2 separate regions of the Homo sapiens genome follow, and region 2 is linked to region 1. Evidence: read pairs that join two places in POLR2A ChIA-PET (ENCODE). Cell type or tissue: A673. All regions are shown on one strand. Each heading gives the region's core, and the rest is flanking DNA. Links, peaks and the distances in the headings are about the cores only. Region 1 overlaps SCUBE1 (signal peptide, CUB domain and EGF like domain containing 1). Region 2 has its middle 21 kb from the start of SCUBE1.

The links. Peaks named below come from ENCODE experiments on the same cell type or tissue, not always from the same donor. Only the 100,000 strongest peaks of a DNase experiment are listed, where the experiment ranks them.
Region 2: POLR2A ChIA-PET joins it to region 1 with 7 read pairs; 2 of 35 experiments call an interaction of 5 or more read pairs at or near these places.

What each region holds. Positions count from the first base shown.
Region 1 is chr22:43,310,799-43,316,173 of GRCh38, reverse strand. The region is part of intron 3 of SCUBE1 (signal peptide, CUB domain and EGF like domain containing 1); the gene reads left to right. Among named protein-coding and RNA genes, the nearest start is that of SCUBE1, 30 kb to the left of the region's middle. RefSeq lists enhancers at 1,724-2,225, 2,892-3,471, 3,472-4,052. In A673, for the core only: no CTCF peak of the experiment used is centred there; a DNase peak (open chromatin) is centred at 2,483; H3K27me3 peaks cover 471 bases.
Region 2 is chr22:43,362,152-43,367,526 of GRCh38, reverse strand. No RefSeq gene overlaps it. Among named protein-coding and RNA genes, the nearest start is that of SCUBE1, 21 kb to the right of the region's middle. In A673, for the core only: no CTCF peak of the experiment used is centred there; no DNase peak of the experiment used is centred there; H3K27me3 peaks cover 789 bases.

The DNA of each region.
Region 1 (5,375 bases), core at 157-5,156:
AGGATTAAATGAGATCATGGACGTGGAGCATGTAGCAGAGTGTCTGGCACCAAATATTCAACATGTAACCAGCATTCATCTGGTCACTGGCTTCCAGATGAGATGTGTTGATGTGGAGTGGTTTGATGCCTCCAAGACCTCGTGGGGACCAGTCCCCACCATGTGCGCTCCCACGGCTGTGCCTGACACGTGGAACTCTCCTTCCAGCCACTGTACTCTTACCTGTGCAGAACCACCTGTTTGTAAATACCCTGTTCTTGGCTACAGCAAGTACTCCCAGTGTCCCCAGAGCCTGACGCCAGCAGCCTGCAGACTAGCAGTGAGTCTGTGTGGGCCTTTGTCTCAACAACATTGTTTTCACAATGGATTATGTTTACACTGATTAATTTAAAAGAACTGGGTAAGGTTCCCCCCCTCCCCCGCCCCACCACCTCTGAGCACAGATTGCAACCTCACGCGGCTCTAACTTGCACACACAGCAGCCAAGAAAAGGCTCTCTCTGTTGCTCCTCTGCCTTTAGCTGAGGGCAGACCCTTCCCAACAGAGTTCTTTCTGTTCAGGCTTTCTCTTTCTCAAGACAAAACTCCAGCTCTAGAGAAGCCGGACCTTGGTTCCAACAGGCACCAACCCATCCTGACCATGTGACCTCAAGCTAGTTAACCGACTTCTTGGAGTCTCAGCTCCCTCATCCATGAAATGCTGTAAGAACTGGAGTACCTCGTACTCTAGGATCATGGGGCTTAATCAGTGTTGGCAGAAATAAATCATGCTGTAAGAGTCAGCTGGGCTTGGAGTTTGAAGATTTAGGCTCAAATTCAGGTGTCACCGCTCATGAGTTTTATAGTTCGGGACCTGTTCCTCTAGCCCACCAAGCTTCAGTTCCCCTAACTGTGAAATGGGTCAGTAATACTTGTCTCGGAGGGTCGGTGTCATGATTAAATCTGAAAGGAGATTGTGCAGAGCTTGTGTACAGATGTAAATTCTGTGCAGGTGCTGGATATTGTCATCACTTTCCAGCAAAGGCTTCAAGCTGGCAACCCACAGTCCCCATCTGGCCCACAGACATGTTTGGTTTGTCCCCATGGTGGTATCATTTGTTCTTATTAAATTATTTGTCAACACTTAAAAATTAGGGGTTATCACATTAAAAAAAATCAATATTTCTAGCATCATTCCATCTCAGCCACAGTTACCCAGCCCCTGACGTTTGCGGGACTTGGGACAGGAGTCCAGATGGAGGCCCCTATCCCACATGGCTAAAATATTAAAGTAATTAAGAAGCTCCCAAACAAGAATGACTCTGCCTCTTCTACCTTGACAAATATTCCTAACTAATGACCTAGAGGCTAGACTGGAATTTAGAAGACTGCTTGGATTTTGCGCCAGAAAGTGGTAGCATGGGCAATGCCTGCTCCCTCCCTGCCCTTCCCACCCTCGGCTCCACCCCACACCATGACGAGCCTCAGCACACCCTAATGCAAATGTGCAAGCTTTGGCCATTTACCCTGAAAGCAGCCACCTTTTGCCTAAGTCTTACTCAGGCCTAAGTGTAGTCTGATAGGCTTAGGACCCTTTTGGGGGAGTTTTAGGGTCCTAAATACCCAGCATGTAATGTGGAGTGGTAGGCGTGTGTTCCAGGTGCTCATGACTCCCCTGTGGACCCCTTACTCCATGGTGGTGGGGTCAGGGGGGTGCTGCTGCAGCCACAGGAGAGGCAGAACAGGGACCCCCAAAGTGTGGGGGCCCAGGGCAACAGCACTCTCGCTCACATCTCACTGTGGTGCTGGCAGCAGCTAGAGTGAACTACACCGCAGCTGCCTGCTTCAGAGGGGGTGTGTACTCTCTTGTTCGCCACAGTCTCCACCACTCCCTATTACTTGCATCCAGCTTTGGCCATTTAACTACCTGCTTGAAATTGTGCTGCCTGGAAATGTTTGGAATTCTTTGTGCTGCCTGACAAAGCTTCCTGCACAAGGTTTTGTCCCCAGTGGGCATTTGGTGGCTGTGAGTGGCCCACTGAGTTGTTGGAAGGTTCTCTGTCTCCGCTGCCTTGTGCATTCTTGGCTGCCTCTGGGCAGTCACTAAACCTCACCCCACAGCCCATCGCCCATCAGGAATAGTTAGGCCCGTTCGCACCTCCTCTGTTTTGTCTCAAGAAGTCTGGGTCAAGAGTCTTGTCCAGTTGTAACATTCCTCTCTGAACCACCACTGAATTCCTTAGGGATGGGGGCTGGGATAAAACCCTGATCACCTTAGAAATAAACAGGCCAGTTTGAAAAGTGTTCTGAGCTGATTAGGAGAAATGAGGCTGATGGCTTACAAGTTATTTTCTTGCCTAAGTTTTCATAGTTGAACCTTTTCTTTTCTTTCGAGTAAGCGAGGTTATTTTCCTGTGGAGATGGCCTGCCTGTGACTGTGTCCTGGAGGGTGGCCAAGTCTGTCCTCTGGGGAGCAAAGCCCTCACTCTATTTGACATCTTTATTGAGGAATTTCTCAAATATAACAGAAAATGACACCAGAGGGAATTGAAACCATGATGAGATCTTGCTCAACCCCAAATGGCTGCTTTTAGCTGTGTAATTACTTGAAATAGCAGTAGTTCTGTTTGAAAAATATTATTCCAAACTCCATGCAATTGGACAGCAGAGCAATATTTAGGCTAATAGAATAAGATTGTTTTCATCTTAAATTAAAACCAGCAGTGGATAATTTCTTCCCGTCTCCACAAAGCAAGGCTCCTCTTTCTCTAAAGCCATTAGTTCACTTAGCCAGATGTTTTCTTCGACCCCGATCTTTACCTTGACTTACTGAAAAATACGTCTCTCAAGTTGCTCACAGTTTGAATTTTGGACCTGCCTCTTGGCACTTTTTTTCCCTGTTGAAGAGAAGTCATCTGTATCCAGGTTCAGAAGCATTGATTTATTAGCCAGCTCTCTCCATTTCATTAACATTTATTGAGCACCAACCCTATGCCCAGCCTTGTGCTGGGTAGACCGTCCTACTTGAGTGAGATTCGGGAGCTTTGGTTGAGCCTCCTGTGTGCCTGGATTTGCCCGGGATGCTGTGCTCAGTTCTCTTGTTAGTGCTCACAGCATCCAAAGACATTAGTGTCTTCTTTTTACAAATGAGGAAACTGAGGCCTAGTGAGGGGAAGTGACCTACCCAAGCTCACACAGACAGTAGGTGGTAGAGCTAGGACTAGAGCCCAGGTCTGGGATTTTGCCAATTTCAGCCTGTAAGCCTGCCCTGCTGCCCACCCCCGCCCCATAGTGCCCGAACTGCACCAGCTCCGGGAGGCTGGCCAGGGCCTCCTTGTCGTAGGGTGTTAGATATGCACGCCTGTATCTATCCGTGAGTTTGGGAGTCACTGAGAGCATCCAGAAATCCCAGCACGTGCCAGGCCAGGCACAGGCAGGGAGTGTGCTGAAGGGCCAGCGGGCACCCCTTGCTCTAGAGAGCTCATACCAAGGGCGCCTCCACCCCATAGCTCGTTCAGCCTCCTTGGGCCAAGGGCAGAGCTTGTGGCCTTGTTTAGGCACCTCACATCATCCTTGAGCCACCCTTGGGACCTTGTCTTACCCCATCCAACTGTACGGAGCCCTCCGCTCCAGCACCCTCCTCTCATGGCCATTGCTTCCACAGTAGCTTGAGACCCCTCTGGCCAGGGCCCCACCAGCCTCCCCCCAACCCCATTTCTCACCCTTGCTTAGCTGTGCCCACTGGGCCAGCCTTCCCTGTACCCGCAGAGTCCTACACAAATCTGTTGACAGACTGCTACTCCCCAGCAGGGATCTGGTGAGGTCCTGCTCATCCTTCAAGCCCCAACCAAACCTCCCCTTGCTCAGAGGTCTGCTGTGACCCACGCCACACAGTTACATCTCCACTGCAGCTCTGTGTCATGGTCCTCTCTTCTTCCCCAAAAGCAGAATTTGTCTTGTTTACCTTTCTGTCTTTCTTCTTGGAACCTAGTGCAGTGTCAGATATATTGTAGGCATTTAGTAAATATTTGTAGAATAAATGAATGAATGGATTTGTCAAAATGCCTTGTAATCTAAAAACCCTCTCACCTAACAAGCCTCTGATTTTGCACCAGAAAGTGGTAGCACGGGCAATGCCTGCTCCCTCCCTGCCTTTCCCACCCTTGGCTCCACCCCATACCACGATGAGCCTCAACACACCCTAACGCAAATATGCAAGCTTTGGCCATTTACCCTGAAAGCAGCCACCTTTTGCCTAAGTCTTACTCAGGCCTAAGTGTCGTCTGATAGGCTTAGAACCATTTGAGGGGAGTTTTAGGGTCCTAAATACCCAGGATATAATGTAGAGTGGTAGGCATAGGGCAGAGGTAAAGATTAATTAGATGAGATATCTCTCGCAGGGCTCTTAGGTCCATGAGGAAGCCAGAAATATTCACAACTCTAATGAAGGGTAGAAAGTGCTATATTAGGGCCAGGCACAGTAACTCATGCCTGTAATCCCAGCACTTTGAGAGACCGAGGCGGGTGGATCACATGAGGTCAGGAGTTCGAGACCAGCCTGACCAACATGGTGAAACACCGTTTCTACTAAAAATACAAAAAAAAAAAATAGCCAGATTTGGTGGCAGGCGCCTCTAGTCCCAACCACTTGGGAGGCTGAGGCAGGAGAATCACTTGAACCCGGGGGGCAGAGGTTGCAATGAGCCGAGATTACACCACTGCACTCCAGCCTGGGCGACAGAGTGAGACTCTGTCCAAAAAAAAAAAAAAAAGTGCTACATTAGGAATAATACTAAAGCCTTCCACCTAGTATTCATCCATTTGTTTATTCCAAAAAAATTGTTCTGAGTGCCTGCTATATGCCAGACATGGTTTTCAGTGCTTACTATGGTGGTGAACAAAGGCTACAACATCTCCCTGCTTATGAACTTACATAGAGGAGAAAGACAGTGAACATGTGAACATGTAACTCAGTAACTTCAGCCAGGTCAGAGCCACTGAAAAAAATAATAAAACAAATAATGTGATACAAAGTGATGGGGGCAGGGTGACAGCATTGGGTAGGGTAGGATTCCAGTTACTATTGCTGCATAAGAAACCACCTCAATATGTATCAAGGCCAGGCTTGGTGGCTCACACCTATAATCCCAACACTTTGGGAGGCCAAGGTAGGAGGATCACTTGAGCCCAGGAGTTTGACACCAGTCTAGGCAACATAGCAAGACCCCATCTCTACAGAAATTTAAAAAATTAGCCAGGGATGGAGGTGTGCGCCAGTGGCCCCAGCTACTAAGGAGGCTGAGGTGGGAGGATTGCATGAGCCCAGGAGGTTGAGGCTGCAGTGAGTTATGTTTGCACTGCTGCACTCCAGCCTGGGCAATGGAGCAAGATCCTGAC
Region 2 (5,375 bases), core at 324-5,323, 51 kb before region 1:
TAATTTAGAACATGTTTATACAAGTAAATGAAAGAAAGACTTAAAACCTAACAGATAATTGACAAAATCTGAATATGAAAAAGCAACTCCCAGAAAAACAAATTCAAGTAAATGGTAGCCATATGAAAAATGTTCAAGCTCACTCATCATCAAGAAACAATACAATGCCCTTTGGGGATAGGTTAAAAACCTATCCAATTGGCCAAGATTTGTAAGTTTGAAAATACCCCAAATATATGGAAAAATAGCCATTCTCAAACACTGTAGTGGGAGTATGAATTGGTCTATTCCACTCCTTTTAATGGCTGTATAATACTTCATGTGTGGATGTAGCAACATTTATTCAACCAGTCCCTGTTTATGGACATTTAGGGTTTTTTTCCTCCCAGTTTAGAATGAAAAGTGGTACCATGATGAACATCCTTGTACACACATCTTTGCATCCATGTGTAAACACATTTGTAGTAGAAATTCTTGGCAATGGAACTTCGCAGTAAATGCTGGTTTGCTATGAAAATTTTGAAAGATGTTTCCAAACTGCCTCCCGTAGGGTTACAGTCGTTTATACTCTGACCAATTGTATGTGAGCTGTGTTCCTATACCTTCTCCAGCAGCAAAAATTATAGCATTAATATTGTTTTGTTTTCATTGTTAAGTATATTTTTTAAAAGGGCAGTGGGGGCCAGGTGCGGTGGCTCACGCCTGTAATCCCAGCACTTTGGGAGGCCAAGGCGGGCGGATCACGAGGTCAGGAGATCGAGACCATCCTGGCTAACACTGTGAAACCCCATCTCTACTAAAAATACAAAAAATTAGCCAGGCGTGGTGGCAGGCGCCTGTAGTCCCAGCTACCGGGAGGCTGAGGCAGGAGAATGGCATGAACCCAGGAGGCGGAGCTTGCAGTGAGCCACGATCACACCACTGCACTCCAGCCTGGGGGACACAGTGAGACTCCGTCTCAGAAAAAAAAAAAAAGGGGGCAGTGGGGTGGAGTGGGGTGGGGTGAGTAGGGGGATTGTCAGGAAATTGCAAGTTGTGGTACAAATGTAAGACATTTTGATTTCTTCACCTTTGCCACTTACCTACCACAAGCTCCTCAGCTCATCCCCTTCCCTCCCTGGGCCTCAGTTTTCCCATCTGTGAAACAGGAGAATGAAATAAATTGATATTTTTCAAACTTACTCACCAAATGACAAAGCTGAGTGAGGTGATCTTACCTCTGTGTGTCTGGGGTGGGTGGGCGGTCACCCCTGCCCACTCTTCCCTCCTACACACCAGAGAAGCAAACACACATCGGGAGCTCCAGCCTGGCCCAGCCCACGAATTCAGGACTCTGGTCTCATTCCCAAGCTGCAGCTGAGGAAGGTTAGGAAGCCAATTCTGTTGCAAAGGTGGTCGCTTTCCTGCCATAAGTGATGTTGGACCCCAGGGCTGCCTTTCCTGGTGTCTTAAATGTGAGCCATTCAAACACCAATCTTGACCTGAACCATCTGTGGCTCCCCATCGCCTAGGGAATTAAGGCTGACTCCCTTCACTGATTCTGACCTTGAGCCTCCAGATTCTGGCTCCAGCCTCTCTCTCCATGGTCTGGCCAGACACCCAGTTTCTATCTCCTGCAAACCAAGCCTTGACCACATACCTTATCCAGGGGCTCCCCCTCCTGCTGGCCTTTGTTCACCCACAAGGTCTCCCACCCATCTCTAATGACTTCCTTTACCACCAATTGTGTGTGCCCTTCCGCATAATCTATAGTGTGCAATGAGGTGCAGGAATCAGAGGCCATAGGGTTATAACAGGGAAATCTATAAGCCTTCATCAAAGCATTCCAGCTTGGTGATTCTTAGAGAATCTAAGACAAAGCAAGCATATTCAAAATAGAGCAAGTATAATTACAATTAAGGTTGGGTAGGTATGCACGGATGAAGAAAAAGACTGGAAGGAAATATAATACACCAAAATGCCCCAGGTTTTGAGTATCTTCAAGATAATAACATTGATAGGCTGGGCACTGTGCTTCACGCCTATAATCCCAAGACTTTGGGAGGCCGAGGCGGGTGGATCACCTGAGGTCAGGAGTTCAAGACCAGCCTGACCAACATGGGGAAACCCCATCTCTACTAAAAATACAAAATTAGCCAGGCATGGTGATGCATGCCTGTAATCCCAGCTCCTCAGGAGGCTGAGGCAGGAGGATCGCTTGAACCCAGGAGGCGGAGGTTACAGTGAGCCGAGATTGTGCCACTGCCCTCCAACCTGGGCAATAAGAGAGAAACTCCGACTCAAAAAAACATTGATAATGCTGATGATGATAGCTTACTCATGTTAAACACGCCATGCCAAGGACAACGCCAAACATTTTATATGCTCTCTTTACCTAATTTTATATATTTCAAGCTCTCTGTAATTTACGTGTTTAACTTTTGTCATAAGAAAAATGTGTTGCTTTTTAGCATATTAGGGTTAAATCATGATGGATGGAGAATTATTTTCGTGCAATGAAAGGTGGGTTCTGGATAGAGATGGCTAAGGTCAGACTCCTCCCACCTTCCAGATGAGGTTCCTAAGTTTCTTGACCCCCTTTCTCTGCTGCCCCCTCCCTACACCCCTGCAGTTTTTCCTGAAAACTGGGCCCAACAGCTGGCTCTCATACACGTTGTCAGAAGAATGAAGCTAGAACCCCAGATCCCTGGAGTCTCCTCCCCTGGCCTGTTTTAGGTGGCCCAAGCTCCCACAGCCATCCGGCAGCAGGGTAGTGGTCAAGAGCCCAGACTCTGGAATTCAGACCATCCCTGACCCTGCTGTATGCCCCTATGTGAACTTGGCCAAGTGGCCCCTTCTTCTGTGCCTCAGTTTCCCCATCTGTAAAATGGCCATCATGGCAGAAGCCACCTCCTTTGTAGACCTGGGTGAGAAGGAAACAGTATGAGTTAAGAAAAGTGCTGTATCCAAGGCCTGGCACATAGTAGGCTCTCAGTACCCAGGTCCTACCATTATCATCATCATTTGTTGTTAATGTGTTGGAGGAATGCTCAGAGGCAGCAGGCAGACATTCCCCCCAAAATAAGCTCTTAGGAAGAAGCCCCCTGGACGCAGGCTCGGAAAACCAGAATGTTAAAAAGATAAATAAAGCCTCTCTGTAGCTGGACAAAGTCTGGGCGGACCAGAGGGGGCAAGGGAATTCGGCTGCGGAGAAGGATTTAAGCCCTGGACAATGGGCGCCGTCTGAACTAACCGGAGCTGCTTCTTTGAGTCGTGAGTAGAGCTATTTTCTTGTTTAAAGCCTTAAACAGCTATTAAGTTGGGCAAATCACTGGTAAAACAGCTGGAAACCTAAGTAGCAATTTAAACAGCCCATTGCCCTTCCATCCCGACATAGAATGCCGGCCGCTCGGACAGACCATCTCCAGGTCCGACTTTGTCAGGCCTAAGAGGATTGAGTGGGGGACCCTTCCCCAAGCTCTGAATGCAGCCAGGAGCTTTATTTAGCAAATCCACAATTTCCACCCCACCCCCTCCCCCTTTTTTTTTTAAGTGAGCAGACTGAACTCTAATTTTCCCTCTTTTCTCTCCCCGGTCTCCTTGAATCGGCCCATTCTTTCATTATGTGGAACTAATGAAGGCCTCGCAGAGTCCCTGCTCAGGAATAGGGCCCTTTAATAAAACATGTTTCATTGATCAACTTCAAAAAGTCTTTTAGTGGGGTTGGAGGTGGGAGAGGGAGGAGGTAGTTGGGATGGAGTGGAGCGGGGGAGGGTCTCCCAGGGCACCACTGGGGGAAGCTGAGCCTGGCGAGTGACAGCCTGGGAGCTCGGGCAGGCGTGCATAATGTCTGTTTCTTTCCTCACGATCCAAAATCCAAATCCACAATCCATTCGTTTGTTTTGTGGGCCGGTGATTCTGCAGGCGCCGGGACAGGCCTGCCTGAAGCCTCCCCATTCACCCACATGGGACGGGAAGGAGGGCTGGATTGCTTTACATTTTTTATTTTATTTTTTCTTAATCTACTCACAAATAAAACTTTTGGCCAGCTAAACAGAGCTCTGGACTTACAGCAGTCCCCCAGAGAAATATGGCCGCCAGCTTTGGGCTTCTCTAACATCCGTCCCAGCAACATCCCTCAGGCACAGTGTGACAGGGGAGGCGCCGCGGCACACAGACCGTCGGACCCCCGCCTGCCATGAATATTAAGTGAGAACCTACTATGTGCGCAGGAAGCTCTACGGATTAATTTTACTTTTATGGTTTTTTAAAAAATTGTTTGAATTGCAAAAGCAGTGAATGCCAATTACAAAGCCATTCCATGACACTGTGGGGTACACAGTAAAGCAAAAGTCCCTATTAAGGATTTTTTTTTTTTTTTTTTTTTGAGACAGTCTTGCTCTGTCGCCCAGGCTGGAGTGTAGTGACACCATTTTGGCTCACTGCAACCTCCACCTCCTGGGTTCAAGACATTCTCCTACCTCAGCCTCCCGAGTAGGTGGGATTACAGGTGCCTGCCACTGCACCCAGCTAATTTTTTTTGTATTTTTAGTAGAGACGAGGTTTCACCATGTTGGCCATGGTTGGCCAGGCTGGTCTCGAACTCCTGATAGATGATCCGCCCACCTTGGCCTCCCAAAATGCTGGGATGACAGGCATGAGCCACTGTTCCCAGCCCCTATTAGGGATCTTAATCTCACTCCCAGGAGAAAACCACTATTCACATTCAGATGTGTCGCTTTTTGAGACTTTCTTTATAAAAATACACACATACACTCACATCATACAAACAGGGTTTTTTAGTTTGTTGTGTTTTTGCAAACACAGGATCACAGGCAAATCCTGTTTCAAAACTTGCTTTTGTCACAATGTAGCAGGACCATTTTTTCAAGACACTCTTTAAATGTTGCATATTAATATTCTATAGTGGCCAGGCGCGATGGCTCACACCTGTAATCCCAGCACTTTGGGAGGCCGAGGCCGGTGGATCACCTGAGGTGAGGAGTTCGAGACCAGCCTGGCCAACATGGTGAAACCCTGTCTCTACTAAAACTACAAAAATTAGTTTGGCGTGGTGGTGAGTGCCTGTAATCCCAGCTACTGGGGAGGCTGAGGCAGGAGAATTGCTTGAACCTGGGAGGCAGAGGTTGCAGTGAGCTGAGTTCATGCACTTGCACTCCAGCCTGGGTGACAGAGCATGACTCCGTCTAAAAAAAAAAAAAAATCTATTGTGTTTGTGCCATAATTTACTCAGCCTTTCCCCTACTGGAATATATTTATGTTGTTTTCAAGTTTTCCTTGTTATCAGTGATGGTGTCCTGAACACCCTTGAACAGATATCTCTGTCCATGGGTAAGTATTTCTGTAGATTCCTGAATGGACAATTGTTGACTCAA